Linked DNA regions of Homo sapiens: region 1 is linked to region 2. The links are chromatin contacts, found by Hi-C or POLR2A ChIA-PET in ENCODE. All regions are on one chromosome and are shown on one strand. The core of a region is the stretch at or near the end of the contact, and the rest is flanking DNA. Distances in the headings are between cores, read along the strand shown.

Region 1 (2,757 bases), core at 64-2,563, 320 kb before region 2:
CCAACTCCACATCGCCCGGGTCTTGCCCAAAGCAGGAGGGCAGGAGAATGCATGGGATTGGGGTGGGGGTAGAGATGAGGGCAGCCACCTGGAGAGAGGAAGACCTCCACCTTAAATCCAACCAGGTTGCTTCTATTAGAGGATCAAGCTGAGAGAAGAGTGGAGTTAGTGCTTCCAAAGGGGCTGGATTATAAGAAGACATACACAAATAATCACAGACTTGGAGAATTTGGAGGTCCAAAGGGCCTCTGGAAATCAAATAGCCAAATGCCCTCGTTTCCCAGCTAGGGAATGGAGCGTGGAGAGTTGACGTGGCTTGTCCCAGTGACATCTGGCTGAAAGCTCAGACTGGCTTTAGAAAGGGCAAGCCTCCAATTTCAGAACTCCTTTTTCCTATATACCTTGACTTCTAAGCTCTAAGTAAAGACATACAGACCAGAGAATCTCCAAGAAAAAGAGACAGAGCCCAAGTGGCTGGAAAAACACGAAAGCGCCTCTAATCAAAAGGTGTTACACGCATGTCAAGTGTGGCGGCTCTAGGACATCAGCTTTCCTGCAGCCTCCAAAGCACCAGCCATTGTGTTAAGATGCCCCAAATTAAGCTGATTAAAAGGGAAGCCATAATGCTCGTCTGTCAGCCTGGACAGGTGGTACCCTACCGCGCTGGCGGTCGGGCAGACCTCCAACTTCTATGATGATAGGCCCCCTCCCTTGCCCCCTTCCCTCCTGGCTGCCCCCGCCCCCAAGCCTGGAGCCCTCACAGCAGTGTTTGTGATCTTCAGCTCGTTACAAGGGCCTCTGACTTCCTCTGCTTGCTGGCTCGAGCTCCGCGCCCTGCACCCTCCTCTGCCTCCATGAATGGGCTGACGGAACTCCTACCATTAGCCCTCAGTGTAACTGCACCACCTCATTGTCACCACACACGCACTGCACTCAACAGGGGGACAAAGGGCTGAATGAGCCCCAGACCCGCGGCCAACTCAGGCAGAGACAACTTAGGAAACTATCTCATTCTTCCTTTCTTCACAGGCTGTTTGGCTTATTTCCTTGCATACCAAATGAGGCCCACAGAAAAATGAGGCAGGAGAGGGAGGCATCAGCCCCCGATTCTATTCCACCTCCCCACCCCCAGCTTCCAGCAACACTTCACAAGGTTCCTGACCACAGGCCCTGAAGAGTCCACAGAAGACAGAATCTGTAACAGTGGAGGCTTGAAAATGACATGTGGGGCGAGGGTGGCGGCACTTCCAGCTACGGAGCAGAAACACACAATGCTAAACCCCATGAATCACACACATGTGGTCGAAACTGAGACTTCTTCCACGGCGCCTCCACCTCCCTGCTTTTTAATAGCTCATTGATAACCAGGACCGTAAAATGCCAGGATGACCCTAAGGAAGGGATATCCTGGAATCTTCTCTGGGCAATATTTAAGAATGTGTCTAGGGACAGGGACGAGAGTTGAAACACTCCCTATTGGGTACTGTGTACACTGTCTGGGTGACGGGTTCGACTGAAGCCCAAACCTCAGCATCACACGATATATCCACGTAACAAACCGCACATGGATCCCCTGAATCTAAAGTTTTGTTTTTTGCTTTTTGTTTTTAAAGAATGTGACAAAGAGTTTTGATGTGACTTAGACAAAAAAGGATAAATATAAGGAACAGATGACTAGAGTCTTTCTTCTGTTAAGTATCTTGCAATAACTTCACAACACCTTTATGGCCTGTGAGCCTCCATTCCATTTTTTAGTTAGTGAATTTGTGCAACTGTGTCATATGAAAATGAAGCCACTTCATTTAACCTACTCTAAGATAAGGTTGGGGAAAACTCAGAAGGCTCGGAAGGCCCTGACACAGAATTGAAGTTAAAGAAAAGACACAGCTTTTCAAAGGACATGGACAGACCAGTGAATCGGAAACCCACTGGAAACCCATCTGCCTGCCTTTGTCCTTTGCTCCTTCCTTCCTCTTCCCTTCCTCTCTTAAGCATCACTCCCAATGACTCTGCCAGGGGCTCTGGATAAAGAGCTGAGGAAAAGCTGGGCCTTATTCAAGAGGTTCTATAGACAAGGAAGCAGTGAGATCAATGCTGGCACGCAGCCCGACTAGTGTGCAGAGGGGATGGAAGAGGACCCCGATTCAGCCCAAGGAAGCAGGGCCATGGTCACCGGGGACCCAGGCCAGTGGCACCCTCCCCTCTCAAACCTACCCAGGCACTGGACACCCCCAATAGACGTCCCCCCTACAGCCAAACTGCCTCTCTGGCTGTTTTTAGCAACTCTTACGATTGGAAGGAAAAAGTATTTAAAATATACCACTCTCTGAGACGTTTATTCCCTATAAAACTGTCAGGCCCCTCACTCAGCTTTCTCTTTGGAATGAAGCGTTCTGGTTTATTTTGGCAACCAGACGGAGCAACAAAGGCCGACTTTCTCAGAGCCGCATGCGTCCCTCATATCAAAGCTATCTGCTCCTGGCCAATGAACCACAGAGACTCGCCTGGCCATCTCACAAGAATCAGGGGGACCCTCTTTCCACAGCTCGATCCCCGACAACCCACGACCTAACCCCCAAAGTAACAGAGAGCATTGCAAGCTTGAAGAAATCAGAAACAGCAAGGTGTGTAGGAGCTGACATATAACTTCAGGGGCTCTGGGGGAAACTGTCAGCTCTTCCTGATTCCCGTTTGTCAATGCACTAGGGCCAGGGGGCAAAATGTGGTCCTGTGTATTTCACTTTTCCAGGGAAGAGC
Region 2 (2,700 bases), core at 111-2,610:
TGAAGCAGAGTGAAGTGAAGCACGTTGGCTAAGGTCATGCTTTCGTTACCGGTGGGGCTTGGATTTGAACCTGGGCAGTCCGAATATGAGTATCACCCGTGACCCTTATCTCCAGTACCTTCTGCTGTACTGTACCAGCCCACTCCCAATCTACAAAACAGAGAAGCAATTAAGCCAGGTCATTAAGTAATTTGTTATACATAATAGTATACACAAGAATGCTTGGGTAACATTGAATTTTTCTTAACTTTGGAAATGACCTTATAGTACTATCTTTTGTGCAAAAGCTGCTGAGGACATAATTCTCGCTCAGGAGTCAGAAGACTTTTTCTGTCAATGGCTAGGTAGTAAATATTTTAGGCTTTGCTGGCCTTACGGTCTTGGTTGCACCAACTCAGCCACTCAGGGCAAAAGCAGTCGTGGGCAATAGGGAAACATGGGCATTGGACACTCAAATTTTACTTTCATATCATATTCATATGCCACAACATATACTTCCTCTTTTGATTTCAGAAAAAAAAAAAAAAAGTGAATTTTTTTTTTTTTTTTTGGCGACAGAGTCTTGCTCTGTCGCCCAGGCTGGAGGGCAGTGGTGCGATCTCGGCTCACTGCAACCTCCGCCTCCCAGGTTCAAGCAGTTCTCTGCCTCAGCCTCCCAAGTAGCTGGGACTACAGGTGCCTGGCACCAGGCCTGGCTAATTTTTGTATTTTTAGTAGAGATGGGGTTTCACCATCTTGGCCAGGTTGGTCTTGAACTCCTGACCTCGTAATCTACCCGCCTTGGCCTCCCAAAGTGCTGGGATTACAGGCGTGAGCCACCGTGCCCGGCCAATCATTTTTAGTTTATAGGCCATGCAAAAACAGGCAGCAGGCAGGATTAGGTCAATGGACCCGAGTTTGTTAAGCCCTGTTCTTGCTAGCTGATTCTTCCACCTCATCGTAAGCTCTCCAAGGCCTGGGACCATGTTAGAGTCAGCTTGGCACACTACAGACATTTAATAGAAGTTTGTTGAGTTGAAAGGAATTGAACTTAGAAAGGGGGAGGAGAAGGAAGGCACTTCAGAAACCCCATCCTGCTTCATGCTCAGACAGGAACTAAACTCAAACAAGCGTGGGACATTCCTTCTTCCCTGCATACCTCACTTGCTTTTTGTAATAGTTTTGTTCACTTTTGATTGCACTGGTACCTGGCTTATCCAGGTCTATAGCTCTCACTATCTCTGTATGGCAGGTTTCAGACTGCAATTTGTAGATAGAGATCTTGAACGAGAGAAGAAGAGGCTCCCAGCTTCCTCTGCTGGGCTCTGGGCCAAGCTGTCCCTGTGGCACTTCAAGAGAGACAGGGACCTTCCAGGGGATTTAGTGGTTCCTCATTTGGCTGAGTAGCAAATCAGAATGCTTCTTTCTGATTTCTGCTCCTGATAGCATGGCACACAGATCAAAGGAAGAAGTGCTCCCAATAATACTGAAACCTTCTGCCTCCAGCTGCACAAGAACTATTTGGAAAGTGTGTGACTCTAGAAGGTATGCAGCTTAGAGCAGAGTAGAGGGCACCTCACTGAGGTTTTCTAAAGATCTATGAATTTGAGACCCTTATGATTCTGGAGCAGGAGAAATTCCAGTTGTCCTATCATATAGGCAGGCTATGACCTCTGAAGCCTTTTCCTAGTTGGAGACTCAGTTACTAGAAACAAAACCCTCATCCTCATCTCCAGATGAATCTGAAGAGTTCTATAGCCAATAAGGGTTAGCCTGGCACAAAGGCAATTTCTGGCTGCTTTTAGAGTGCGGGCGCTTCCTCGTGGGTGCCTTTCTGTGTGCACCTGCAGTGCCGGCATTGGTCACCGCTGAGGAGCCACCAGCCTGGAGCTGGGTTTTGGCAGGACAGAGTAAAAAAAAAACCGGGTTTTTCAGTTTGGATGGGATATATTTCAACTGAGCACGAGAATCTTCCCCCCACCCACGTTCTCCAACATCATCTACTCTGAACAAAACCTCCGTAAGACTGCTTCGATAATATGATTTATCTCCTTTTTCTGTTCAGCTCTGCCTTTAAAAAGTGTTAAACTGGTTAAGAAGGGGATTTCCCCAGGAGCGTGGCATGAGTTCTTTCTCTCTTTGGGAGATGTGCTTCCAATTTTTTGCGTTCTTTGCTGAGATAATCAGCAGTTTTTGTGTTTTTTTTTTAAGATGGAGTCTTGCTGTGTCACCCAGGCCGGAGTGCAGTGGTACAATCTTGGCTCACTGCAACCTCCGCCTCCCAGGTGCAAGCGATTCTCCTGTCTCAACCTCCCATTCTTTCTACTCTTCCTTCCCATTTTTACTGTACTTGTCCCTGAGTCTAGAATTATGCACACACCAAGCAGGGTGTTGCCTAGTCTGGAGATCTGAAGGGATCCCTAAGGTTTTTCCTCAGAATTGCCTGATATTTTACTCTTAGTGACTCACTTCTTTGGGTTAAGCATGAATTCTTTATTATATTTTTAAAAAATCAAAACAAAACAAGAACAAACTTGGCAGGAGTGATGACTTGTCATGGGAACAGTAATTATCACAGGAAAAACCCAGGTTTCTTCCTGATATGTCACGAAGAGGTTCAAAGTAGATGGAATATAGTGTAGGGTCAAGAACACCAAAGTTCCAGGAGCTTCTAGTCAAGAAAGTGAACAATGGCTTCCCCTTCCACTTCAACCAAAACCC

The links. A loop is a pair of places that touch in the nucleus more often than their neighbours do. ChIA-PET counts read pairs that join two places held with the same protein, here RNA polymerase II (POLR2A). Pooled maps may share reads with other maps.
Region 1: a loop to region 2 is called in a pooled map, with 4 times the contacts of the local background. The contact joins two enhancer-like sites. A Hi-C loop is called at or near these places in 3 of 50 pooled maps. POLR2A ChIA-PET finds 5 or more read pairs at or near these places in 2 of 52 experiments (activated CD8-positive, alpha-beta T cell and naive thymus-derived CD8-positive, alpha-beta T cell).

The regions. Positions count from the first base shown.
Region 1 is chr12:4,292,252-4,295,008 of GRCh38, reverse strand. All of the region lies in intron 4 of CCND2 (cyclin D2), which reads right to left. Among named protein-coding and RNA genes, the nearest start is that of CCND2-AS1, 17 kb to the right of the region's middle. RefSeq lists enhancers at 393-892, 893-1,394. Within about 2 kb of position 1,313, at least 4 of the 41 ENCODE cell types and tissues checked have a DNase peak (open chromatin) inside an H3K27ac peak, as active enhancers do.
Region 2 is chr12:3,972,836-3,975,535 of GRCh38, reverse strand. No RefSeq gene overlaps it. Among named protein-coding and RNA genes, the nearest start is that of LINC03141, 38 kb to the left of the region's middle. Within about 2 kb of position 1,360, at least 4 of the 41 ENCODE cell types and tissues checked have a DNase peak (open chromatin) inside an H3K27ac peak, as active enhancers do.